Linked DNA regions of Homo sapiens: region 1 is linked to region 2. Evidence: chromatin contacts called from ENCODE Hi-C data. All regions are on one chromosome and are shown on one strand. The core of a region is the stretch at or near the end of the contact, and the rest is flanking DNA. Distances in the headings are between cores, read along the strand shown. Region 1 holds the start of OR5A1 (olfactory receptor family 5 subfamily A member 1). Region 2 holds the start of MRPL16 (mitochondrial ribosomal protein L16).

Region 1 (6,895 bases), core at 3,835-6,334, 370 kb after region 2:
CATGTGGCTTATGGTGAATGACCCTTAAAGGTTTGGAATATATCTTGATCCTTCTTCAGTTCTTAACCCAAATAATTTGGAAATCAATGAAATTATTTTAACTGGCTTTTAAATTAAAGAACTGTGAGATATTTTGATTAATATGATCAATATACAAATGTGAACTATTGAAACAAAAAATCATGTTCCTGATTAATAAAAAAAAGGAAACTGAACATTATTATCTATCTCCTGAAATAATAACTCTTAATATTTTGGTGTATACTTTTTATGTACAAGTATATGTTTATGTGCATAGGTGTTTGTATCATAGTACACAAACCTTTGTAACTTGTATATATTATAGAAGTCATTGCAAGTCAATAACTTCACAATTTGGGAAGTAATACTCTATTTGCGCCAAATTTTTCTGCTCAATTTAGGAGAGCCACTTTATTTCGACATCCTCAATTTTCACAAATCAATCCACATCTACTCATTGCCAGTTAAGGTCTCATTGACATTCTTAATATTTTTTTCCTGGAACTTGCACAGACAGATGCCCTTGAAATTGGGGCCCATTTCTCCCCTGTCAATAGTTCCTTCTACTTATTTTTTATTGCTAAACCCCTCACATTTGGATAATGGGAGAATGTGAAGCTCCTTTTAGCTATCATCATGCTGTCATTTGTGCAGAGTTTTAGATATTCATCACATTAGTCACGCTATTGTCGGTATGACTTTAAGCTTCATCCTATATTCTAAGGTTTTGCTCCTGTTTGTGAAAGGTTTGTGAACTTTCTAGAGTCAAGAGAGGATTCTTTATCCTTCAAAGAAATAAAAGAGGAACGTGCAACAAACTTTGGCATAATCGAGAGCAGATGTAGAGTCACATGGAGAAACTGGGAGCTAAAACAAGAAGAGCTCTGCGGGAGGCCTCACACATTCCATAGAGGTACAGCCATTTGGCAAGGTAGAAACCTGAGGTCTGTGTTATGATTCAGGGTCATCTGGGGGCACCCATTCAGGTTAGAAGAAAGGGGAGTGGGAGAAGGTAGTGGTTTGATCCTGGGTAGGCTTTAGAAAAAGACTGGTTCTAATTCTGACTCTGCCACTTGCCAGCTGTGGGATGTTGGGCAACTCATTTAGCCTTTCTGAATTTCAATTTCCTCATTTGTAAAATGGGAATAACAGTGACTACTAGCCAGGTGTGGTGGTTTATGCCCACAATCCTAGCACTTTGGGAAGCAGAGGCTGGAGGATTGCTTGAGGCCAGGAGCTCGAGACCAACCTGAGAAACATGGTGAGACCTCATCTCTACAAATAAAAATAAAAATGAAAAAATTGGTAGGGTATGGTGGCATACAGCTGTGGTCCCAGCTACCAGGAGGCTGAGGTGGGAGGATTGCTTGAGCCCACAAGGTTGAGGCTGCAGTTAGTTGTGATCATGCCACTACACTCCAGCCTAGGTGACAAAGGGAGACCTTGTCTCAAAACAACAATAAAACAAACAGTAACTACTTAACAGAGCTTGAAAATTGCTTAAGATAATGTATAAAGGGATCATGGTGGGTCTTGAGATAGAATGTTTGCTTAATAAACTGGGAATGTGATTGTTATCAGCAGCAACTATTCCTTAAAATATTATTGATAGGACCGACCATTAATTTTGAAACCCTTCCTCCTTATGTAATAGGTTGAAGTATGCTTATGTTAGAGAAATAAGAAGTTCACTAATGGACCATGCAGATTTGTAAGAAGTGTTTACGAGTGAGGTTGAGGAACTTAATGATTGGAGTCTGATGGGTTAATTGAAAGTCTGTTTTGAATATTGTCATCAGGAGGGAGAAATTTTGTATTTAAGGATGAGATTTCCCAGTCCCAGAAACAGAAAGTGGAGCTGGACAAATTGAAACAAAAGGAAAAGCATATGTAGAGTTTTTTTCCCACATATGGATGCCCTGCAGCTTATTTTAGAACATTAGAGAGAAGGTATCTTAAGGATTGTATGGAGTGCTTTATGGCATGGAACTCTGTCATGAAGAGGTGCTTCTTCCCTTGAGAGGGAAAGGAAGTTTTATTCACTCTTGCAGCAAACTTGGGGAGCCTGGACTCCCTACAATTCTATGATATAATCAACACCAGGTATAATCAACACCAGGTCTATTTTACAGAGCTGAAGAGGAAGAGTCTGAGAGGCTCAGTGACCTCATTAGACTCATAGATGCAGTTCCAGCATCTTTGTGAACTACACTATCCTTGACTGACACGGGAAGATAATAATACAGTAAAACCAAGCACCTAGCACAGACCTTTGCACATAGAAGATACTGGATAATTGATGGGGACTCGTAGAGTTGATTTATGATTCTGTTCATTTTCCATCAAATATATCTGGAAGAAGTGTTAAACTTTGTAACAAAATTTGCCTCATTTGAGCTTCACAGACACAGTTTGTGATGGAGGAAAACATGGAATGATAAGGACCTCAGCCAAATTGTGGAGTTGGAGGTGTTCTGTGATTTCCCCGCCAATCCTGATCTGGTGTCCTTCACTTCATAATGCCATTTTCCTCTCATCCCTGCCAGTGCCTGGTGCCCTCAAGATACTGCTCTTCCAGGTCTTTCTTTTATCTGAATGTACAAATGATTGATGAAATGAGGAGTTCCTCTCAATGTAAGGTGACAATGCTAAAGGGGTCAAGACTTTAATTCAAGAATTAAGATTCAGATGGTATCATTCATAGCATTAGTGAGAAAAGAGAAGGAGAGTTTTGGAGTTTAGAGGCCTCTGCAGTGTTTGGAAAATCTGCTGTGTAAAGTGTGTCTGGATTACAGGCCTTCTAAATTACTTTTTGGATTGCTTACTAATAATTGAGGCTGTGTGTAAGGGCATAGAAGTTCCTTCAGAAATGTCATTCCCTTTTAATCATCTTGGTAGTTGCAAGGGCTCAAATGTACTTCAGGAAGCTCATCACGGGAGCAGTAGAGAAGAACCAATATTGGGCTGTGATTTCAGAATCAGGCTCTTAAATGCCTCACTCAGATTATCACGGTGAGCAAATTTCCCTCCTTAGAGTAACCTTGGTTTTTGAAAAGATTGGTTTCATATTTGTTCTACCTTAGCATCTAATAGTATGCTGGGTTTACTGTTCACAAAATTTGTAATGAACAATTAATGCATTTATAAAGCTAATAATTCATCATGATTTTCTGAAGACTTAAAAAAAATGCTACTGAACATTTAATAGTCAACTGATTACCAGTTGAAGAGAACATGTGTCTCTTTTAGCTCTCTTTTAGTAATATGTCCCATTTAAGACAATATAGAATAGTGTATTAGGCCGTTTTTCAGGACTACCTGAGGCTGGATAATTTATAAAGAAAAGAGGTTTAATTGGCTCACAGTTCGGCAGACAGTACAAGAAGTGTGGCGCTGGCATCTGCTTCTGGTGAGGGCTGCAGGAAGCTATAATCACGGCGGAAGGTGAAGGGGGAGTAGACATCTCATATGGTGAGAGCAGATGCAAGAGAGAGAGAGCAACAGAAAGGGGCCAGGCTCTTTAAACAACCAGCTGTTGCCTGAATTCACTAATCACCAAGGGGATAGCACTACCCCATTCATGAAGGATCCGCCCCATGGGCCAATCACCTCCTACCAGGCCCCGCCTCCAACAATGGGGATTACATTTCAACATGAGATTTGGAGGGAAGAAACACTCAAACTATATCAAACAGGGTCCAGCTTATCGTATACAACAATTAATAAAACACTGCACTGGGAAAATTATTCAACTGATAAATCAAGAGCATAGAATTATCTGAGACAGACAACAAACTTGTATGTAAATCCTAAATTTCTGCATGTTATCTGGAATTTCAATTTTGAATTGGAGAAAGCTCAAATATGAAAAGAATAATGTACATTTAAAAAACTTTGGCAAAAAAATCTGTAAATTCAAAGTTTCCATATTCTACTTAAGTACTTAAATGACAGCAGAGAATGCTTGAAAACAAAATAGTATACAGCAGACTTCTTGAAAAGTATAGTACCGAAAATAAATGAGCTATCAAGCCATGAAAAGACATGGAGGAAACTTACGTGCATATTACTAAGTGAAATAAATTAACCTGAAAGGCTACGTAGGGTATGATTCCACCTATAAGACATATTGGAAAAAGCAAAACTATGGAGACAGTAAAAAGATCAGTAGTTGCTAGGGGTCAGGGAGAGGGAAGGGTGAACAGGGAGAGCACAGAGGGTTTTTAGGACAGTGAAGCTACTATGGATGATCCTATAACAGTGGATACATGTCATCATACATTTGCCCAAACCCACGGAATACACAACACTAAGAATGAACCCAAATGTTAACTATGGATTTTGGGTGATAATAATTTGCCAATGTAGGTTCATTGATTGTAACAATGTACCACTGTGGTGGGGGAGATTGATCATGGAGGAGGCTATGCATGTGTAGGAGTAAAAGGATAAATAGGAAATCTCTGGTCAATATTGCCGTGACTCTACAATTGCTCTAAAAAATAAGGTCTATTTTTTAAAAAGTACAAAAAAAGATTTGGCTGAATTTGAGGAAAGACAAATAGCATTGAGAGGTGCAGGGAGAAAAACTAAAAGTCAAAGAACTTATTGGTTACCTATATGGGCTTGTGGATATAGGGAATTCTATCATGTGAGATTAATATGGGCATGAAGACAAAGAGCAAACTGCACTTACCCTGTTGCTCCTGCTCTGTCTGCCCTTTAGCTGATACCTGTTTTGAGTTGTTCTGCTTTGGAAGGAGTTTAATTGGGTTTCAGTGGCTGCTTCCAATTACCAAAGTGCTAATGAGTTTGGAGAGAGCTTGCGGCTGGTTTTTTCATCAAGGATCAAAATATCCTCTTGGTGCATAGAAGGTGTGCTTTGGGGCAGAGTAAAGGAAGAAAAAGATATATAAAGAAAGGATGGAGGTTGTAATCTTTAAGAAGCTCTTCTGGCATCAGCTAATATCTGCATTTAGGGTCATTTTGAGAAAATGTTCAAAGCTGGGGTTGGGGGTAAATTGGGGAGAGGTTTTTTTCTTCTGTCCTTGGAGATGTTTCATTATATTTGCTCCTGAGGGTCTTTTTGAAAGGGAGGAATGTATCACCCGAACTTCACAGCTTTATGATTAATTGCTCTCTGGGGTTGTCTAGAACGCAAACTCTAAAAGCTCCAAAACTGATGCTTATTAAACTCCATCCCAGTGGCTAGGGCCTCCAATCCCCCAAGGCCAATCAAGATATTTTCTGGTAGTACCTGACGAAAAAACTCAGGATAGCAGTGGAACATAAGGATAGGTTAAACACCACTCCACAAAATAAAGCAAAATTGCCTATCTATAAATACATATTTATTGACTCTATTCCATTACTTAGTAGAACCTATTTGGCCAGAAGTATGCTAAAAGGATGGGACCTTAACCTTCCTGAGCTCCTCTTATGTGCTAAGCACTATACTATGTGCCTTATGTGTGTTAACTCACTAAGTTCTCCCCAATTCCCCGTGCAGAGGAGGAAACCGAAATTCAGAGAAGCTAAATAAATTGATCGAAATTTTATGCTAGTAAGGGATTGATCTGATATTTGAACTCTGTGTAATACCAAACACTGCATATAAATATATGACACATGCACTTATTTTGAAACTCACATAAATGTGTTGATATGGTCAATCATACCCCTCAATTCATAAATCCATTTTCTTTCCACAGAAACCTACTATCTTCCTCCAGGAAAGAGACATTAGAAATAGGGCATTTTTTTCTTAAAACATTTTAAAAAACTTATTCTGCTATGGAATATAAAGGTGTAATATAAAGATGTAGAACTTTTATTCTATGGAGAGCTACATACAAATAAAAAGTAATATGGGGCCACACATTTAACAAAATCAAGCCATTAGTACATGTGCTTTCAGGTGGAGGGGAAAAAGTAAAATATTTGATTCTCTTGTTTCTTAAGCTGAGAACATGGAACTTCGGTCTTTTCAAAGTAGCTACAATAAACAGTGGATGACTGATCTCAATTCCATGACTACTTAAAGGAGAGAAAGCTATCCAACCAGGCAGAGAAAAAAATGGTTGGAGAGTAGAATTCAAAGGAAAAACATGGATAAGGGAGAAATTATTCGTTCGTGCATTCCTTAAGTATGTATGTATTTATTTATTGAGAGTTAGGTCTCTTTGTTTATTTATTTATTTAAATTGACAAATGCCAAATTGTATATATTTATGTTATATAACATAATGTTTTGATATATGTATACATAGAAGAATTATTAAATCAAGCAAATTAACATATCCATCAGCTCACCTACTTATGATTTTTCTGATGACAACATTTTAAAATCTACTTTTTCAGTGATTTTCAAGTATACTACACACATTATCATTAATTATAGTCACCATGCTGTACAACAAATCTCCAAAATTTATTTCTCCTGTCTAACTGAAACTTTGTACCTTTTAAGTGACATCTCCCTGCTCCCCCTACCCCTGCCCCTGAGAGCCACCATTCTACTCTCTGCTTCTATGAGTTCAGTTTTTTTTAGATTTCACATAATTGAGGGCATACAGTATTTGTCTTTCTGTGCCAGGTTTATTTCACTTGCCATAATGCCCTCCAGGTTTATTCATGTTGTAGCAAAGGACAAGATTTTCTTTTCTTTGAAGGCAGAATAGTGTATATATACTATATATTCTTTAGCCATTCATCCATTAATGGACATTTAGCTTGATTTCATATTATGGCTATGCTCAATAGTGCTGCAATAAACATGAGAGTGCAGTTATCTCTTTGACATATTGATTTCATTATTTTTGGATATATACCCAGTAGTGGGATTGCTGGGTCATATAGCAGTTCTAAGTTTAGT
Region 2 (6,369 bases), core at 1,492-3,991:
CTCAGCCTCCCAAGTAGCTGGGACTATGGGCATGCACCACCAAGCCTGGCCCTGGTAAACATTATTAACTGTTCCCTTAACCATAAATATCCTGTGACTAGGAATGCCTAATCTCCTGGCAATGCAGCCTAGTAGACCTCAGCCTCATTTTACCCAGCCTTTATTCCAGATGGAGTCACTCTGGTTCAAATGCCTCTGACAGTTTTACACTTTCAGGTCTTATATTTAAATCTTTAACCTATTTTAAGTTGTATGTGGTATGAGACAAGGGTCCAATTTCAATCTGCAAGTGAATACCCGGTTTTCCCAACGTCATTTGTTGAAGAGACTATCATTCCCCCATTATGTTTTCTTGGCACCTTTGCCAAAAATCAATGGACTGCGCCAGGCGTCGTGGCTCATGCCCGTAGTCCCAGCACTGTGGGAGGCCAAGGTGGGTGGATCACCTGAGGAGTTTGAGACTAGCCTGGCCAACATGGCAAAACCCCTTCTCTACTAAAAATAGAAAAAATTAGCCAGGCGTGGTGGCACACCCCTGTACTAGAGAGGCTGAGGCGGAAGAATCTAGTAACACCCAGTTACTAGAGAGGCTGAGGCGGAAGAATCGCTTGAACCCAGCAGGCGGAAGTGGCAGTGAGCCGAGATCGCACCACTGTACTCCAGCCTGGGCGACAGAGTGAGACTATGTCTCAAGAAAAAAAAAAACAAATCAATGAAGTATAAATGTGTGTGTTTATTTCTGGGCTCTCTATCCTATTCATTTGGTCAGTGTGTCTATTTCTCTGCCATACCGTGCTGTTTCGATTACAATCAACTTATGTTTTGAAGTCAGGGAGTGTGATGCCTCCAGCTTTGTTCTTTTTGTTCCAGATTGTCTGGGCTATTCAGGGTCTTTTGTGGTTCCAAATGAATTTAAGGGTTGTTTTTCCTATTTCTGTGAAAAATGGCATTGGAATTTTGATAGGGATTGCACTGGATCCGTAGATTGCACTTTTTGGCTCTTTTGAAATAAACAATAAGGTAGAAGTTTTGGGGTACCAAAAGACTTAGAGACCAATCAAACCGTGATTTTAGTGCCACTTCATTTTTCACTCAAAACAATATTGCACAATATTCAACTTGAGGACTAAGCTCTGATTTTTTATCTTGCCCAAATTCCTACCTAAGGGAATCATGCCCTACAAACCATAAATTCTCATCATATAGGTTTTATTTTACCCTATATATTGTGACTTACTTTTCAACATGACTCTGGCATAACATTATGAGACAAAGAAAAAAATATTTAACCCCAAAATATATTTCTTTGCCATATCTTGAAATTGCCCTGCAAAGTCTCTTGCGGGAAAAATCCATTTCTATAGGTATTCTCTTTCCCCTTTGTTTTCCTTCCTTCCTTCCCAGATCCAGGAGACAATCAACTAAGAGCCAGGCATATTTTTTTTTCTCTGTCTTGCCCAGTCTGGAGTCTGGAGTGCAGTGGCGTGATCTCGGCTCACTGCAACCTCCGCCTCCTAGGTTCAAGTGATTCTCCTGCCTCAGCTTCCCGAGTAGCTGGGATTACAGGCACCCGCCACCACGTCCAGCTAATTTTTTGTATTTTTAGTGGAGACGGGGTTTCACCATGTTGGTCAGGCTGGTCTTGAACTCCTGACCTCAGGTAATCTGCCCGCTTTGGCCTCCCAAAGTGCTGGGATTACAGGCGTGAACCACTGCGCCCGGCCTCCAGGCACCCTTTAAGTCAGATAAAAAAACAATTTACAACAGTCTTTCTCTAAAGTCTGCTATCTAAGAGCTTCCTCTGCATAATAAAACTTGGTCTCTACAATCATTTATGTTTAACCTGAACATTCCTTTCTATCCATCCCAGGTCTTTGGACAAACTCAACCAATTGTCAACCAGAAAATGTTTACATTTACCTATAGCCTAGAAGCCCACCTTGACTTGTCCCGCCTTTCTGAACCAAACCAATGTATTTCTTAAATGCATTTGATTGATGTCTCATGCCCCTCTAATATGTATAAAGCCAAGCTGCACTTCTACCACCTTGGGCACATGTTCTCAGGACCCCCTGAGGGCTGTGTCACAGGCCATGGTTGCTCATATTTGGCTCAGAATAAATCTCTTCCAATATCTTACAGAATTTCACTCTTTTCATCAACAATATTGTTCATTCACTGAGATCTCTGGAATCACAGACTGTGCTCAAATTCTGATGGTACTGTTTTCCTGTTGTATGACCCAGAACAAGTTAAATTATTTCACCCTCAGGATGGAATCTGCAAAATAAGTATAATGACTTATCTCACAGATTCGTTGGCAGGACTAACGAATGAGGTACTCAATGACACATTGCAATTGCCCTATACATGTTAAACCATTGCTAAATCTGGTATTCTCCTAATGTCTTTGAGGGGTCCCCTAGAAAATCATCTCAAAGGCTGTGAATCGTAAGGGACCACCTTGCTAAGCAACCGGCAGGCACTAACAGTTGTACTCCGCAGAAAAATAAATAAATAAAACAAAAGACTCCCCGCCCCGCCGCCCTCTTCTTCTGGGGAAAGACTGGAGATTGGAAGGAGAACCCTAGAGAGCCAACAGGGCCCCTGGGCGTGGCTGGGCGGACGGCGCCTTTGACCGCAGGAACTCAACCTCCCCCGGAACTCAACCCCCGTCGCTCGAGTTTCTTTCGCTTCCGTCGGGACTCTGCGGAGTGGACCCGAGTGAACACAACTTCCGGCCCCACTGAGCGGTGTCCTGAGCCGATTACAGCTAGGTAGTGGAGCGCCGCTGCTTACCTGGGTGCAGGAGACAGCCGGAGTCGCTGGGGGAGCTCCGCGCCGCCGGACGCCCGTGACCATGTGGAGGCTGCTGGCTCGCGCTAGTGCGCCGCTCCTGCGGGTGCCCTTGTCAGGTCAGAAGTCCCTTTTGGTTCCTAAAGACTTTACCCCTCTTCCTCCCCCACCCTCCAGTGCTTTTTCTCCCTAACCCAAAAGGCGGCTCTGCATATGCTTGGTGAAGCACTGGTTAGGAACTACGCTATCGCACCGCCGACCTCCACCGTAGGGGTTCGTGCAAGAGGGTCACAGCTGCGTCTGGGAGTCGGCGCCCAGAGATCCCGGCTGGCCTTTTGCGGAGCCTGAGCCTTTGAGTCCATTTAGTGGAATCCGCATCCCACACCTCAAGACTCCTCCGGCGGAAGTACTTTTGGGCGGGCGCGGTGGCTCACGCCTTTAATAGCAGCACTTTGGGAGGCCGAGGCGGGCGAATCACTTGAGGTCAGTAGTTTGAAACCAGCCTGGCCAACATGGTGAAACCCTGTCTCTACTGAAAATACAAAAAAAATTAGCTGGGCGTGGTGGTGGGCGACTGTAATCCCAGCTAGTCCGGAGGCTGAGGCAGGAGAATCTCTTGAACCCGGGAGGCGGAGGTTGCAGTGAGCCGAGATCGCGCCACTGCACTGGATCCTGGGCGACAGAGTAAGACTCCGTCTCAAAAAAATAAAATAAATAAAAATAAGAAGTAGTACCTTTGGCCCAGGTTGTATCGGGGTCCCGGCCTGTTACCTTCGTCGTTTAACTTGATTTGTCTTTGTAGATTCCTGGGCACTCCTCCCCGCCAGTGCTGGCGTAAAGACACTGCTCCCAGTACCAAGTTTTGAAGGTGAGAGCTTGTCTTTCTCCTGTTCGTAAATCTTTTCTCTGATGGAAACCAGGAGCGGGTGGGAGATGACATAGGAATGTTCTCGTGTTTCCCATCCCCGTTCACTCTTTCAATAAATATGTTTTTAGAGCTTACAGTTTTGCCAACTAATATTCTGAGCACTAGAAATAAATCAAAGACAAAGGAAACCAAAAAAGTTCCTTGCTCTTACGGAGCAGCGTCTAATGAGATAGCTCCCCTAAAACCTCCCACTGGTGTGTGTCCCATGGTCCACTCAGCCAGTAGTCATTGGCCTGAAATCTGGATTTTTGAGCGGGCATGGTGGCTCACGCCTGTAATCACAGCACTTTAGGAGGCGGAGGCGGGTGGATCACTTGAGGCCAGGAGTTGGAGACCAGCCTGCCAACCTGGTGAAACCCCATCTCTACTAAAAATACAAAAAATTAGCTGGGCGTGGTAGTTTACACCTGTAATCCCAGCTACTCAGGAGGCCACTGCACTCCAGCCTGGGCAACAGAGTGAGACTCTGTCTCAAAAGAAAAAAAAAACCTGAACTTTTGATGTTCTTTCCAAATAAGTTTACATATATGCAGTCATCTAACGATATGTGAAAAAGCTTTAATTTGTTAAATTTAAGCCACAATATCGTAAAACTAGTTTACTTTTTAAAAAAGAAATATACTGGAACCCTCAAAAAAAATGAATAGGGTCTGTACATCTGAGGGTCTTCTGTACAGAATTGTTAAACCACGTTTTGAAAGTACATTTTGACTTGTAGGTGAAAGAAAGCATTACTAAGATTCTCTGTAGCTACATATAGAAGTTGAGGGGCAGCTTCTGAAACTCTGATAGTAATAATTTGGTATTTCCTCAAACTCTTCTATTTTGTATTTGTCTCCATTATAAAGCCATACTTGGTTCATTTAAGAAATTTTTAAAAATGATTTGTATGTTAACTTTTTTCCCCAAATCGTCAAGTAAGGATGATAAAGAAGATGTCACATGTCTGGCCTGAAGTTTTGCCCACCCACCAAAACCTGGCACACTGACCTGTGCAGGTCTCAGCATGAAAAGTCCCTGCATATATGAGAGAAAGAGCATTGATCAAAGGATTCCTAGGTTGTAAGTTTCTCAACAAGAATGTGGCAGAGCTGGAGAACTTAGATATTTTTATGTACAATATAGTATTCTTCCACTACCCCCATTAACATCCAGAGAGGCAGGGAAATATATGTATATATTTTTGTGACATGGTATGTAGCTTTGCTGTTGAACTGGATGGCATAGACCAGATTATAAAGTGTTTTTAGCCCTCGGGTTCCTCTTCTATAAAATGGAGATTAAAAATACTACCTGCCTAATATCCTGTTTGTTGATCTGGGTAATAGTGGTGTGTGTTCATGTGTTCACTTTCTGGTAATTCACTGAGCTGTATATTTTTAATTTGGCCCTTTGATATAGCTGTGTTAAACTTTGACAAGTTTAAAATTTTTAAAAAGAGAGCCCTGAAAGAATACCAAGGCTATAAAGTTATTTTAAAGATTAAGTGAACTAGTGGTTTCCAAACAATCCCTGTTACAGTGTTAAGCACAGAGTTGGTGATTAATAAGTGCATTTGGATTCAGAGGATAAAACTTTGCTATCTTTAAAGTTTTAGAAACATTTGCATTAGCCACTGTCACAGCCAGAAGATTCCAGTGTCACTAAAAGCATCTGCAAAAATGTAATATACCTTTACAGTTACTGTTCAGTGGTAACTTTAAGACTTTCAGGCTGGATATGGTGGCTCGCACTTGTAATCCCAACACTTTGGGAGGTAAAGGCAGGAAAATCACTTGAGGCCAGGAGTTTGAAACCAACCTGGGCAACATAGTGAGACCCTGTCTCTACCAAAAAATGAAGAAGAAAGAAATTAAGACTTTCACCTGTTATAAATCTTTCTAGGAAAATAGATCTTTTGAGATGTATAGTTTTACTTTATCCTGGTTGTCTGTGCTTCTTTTAGATGTTTCCATTCCTGAAAAACCCAAGCTTAGATTTATTGAAAGGGCACCACTTGTGCCAAAAGTAAGAAGAGAACCTAAAAATTTAAGTGACATACGGGGACCTTCCACTGAAGCTACGGAGTTTACAGAAGGCAATTTTGCAATCTTGGTGAGTGAATTCAGCATCGAGCAGCAATGGGATGGAAGCTAGGGAATAACAAAATCTCATACTCCTTGAGATAATTTAGTCTCTTCCTCCACAGTTTTTATTAGAACTGCCACCAGTTGCTCTTTAAACTGGTATGTACAGAGGCTACTGGGTACCCAGTAAACATTTGGGTTATATATCTTTTTTTTTTTTAATGTAGAGTGAAAATAACGTAAAAGCAGAAGGAAGGGGCTAGCTAATGTGCCCCATAATCAGATCATGAGATCTTTTCAAGCCCTGGTAAAAATAAAACCATCCACAATATAGGATGTGGAAGACAGCTGTTTCCTTACTTGTTGAGTAGCTTCCATGAAGACTTGATGTCAGCAGCCACACAAATGGGTGTGCACTAGGATTTGTTTTCCACCAGGCAGCCAGAGTGATATTCCAAAGTCCTCTTCCTGCAGCCTACATAATCACCCCCACTGACCTCTCAGAACCTCCTGCCCACTCTCCCCATTCCTCACCCTACTCCAGCCACATTGGCTTCTGTTCAACTTGCCAAGCCCTCT

What was found. A loop is a pair of places that touch in the nucleus more often than their neighbours do. Pooled maps may share reads with other maps.
Region 1: a map of HCT116 shows a loop between it and region 2 (2.5-fold over the local background). The contact joins the promoter of OR5A1 here to the promoter of MRPL16 in region 2. A Hi-C loop is called at or near these places in 1 of 168 maps with a recorded cell type or tissue (HCT116) and 5 of 50 pooled maps.

What each region holds. Positions count from the first base shown.
Region 1 is chr11:59,434,658-59,441,552 of GRCh38, reverse strand. OR5A1 (olfactory receptor family 5 subfamily A member 1) reads right to left here and starts at 5,084. Exons shown (of 2, transcript NM_001004728.2): 1 at 4,718-5,084.
Region 2 is chr11:59,807,150-59,813,518 of GRCh38, reverse strand. MRPL16 (mitochondrial ribosomal protein L16) reads left to right here and starts at 2,741. Exons shown (of 4, transcript NM_017840.4): 1 at 2,741-2,915; 2 at 3,599-3,664; 3 at 5,670-5,818. The coding sequence starts at 2,861. RefSeq lists an enhancer at 2,528-2,747.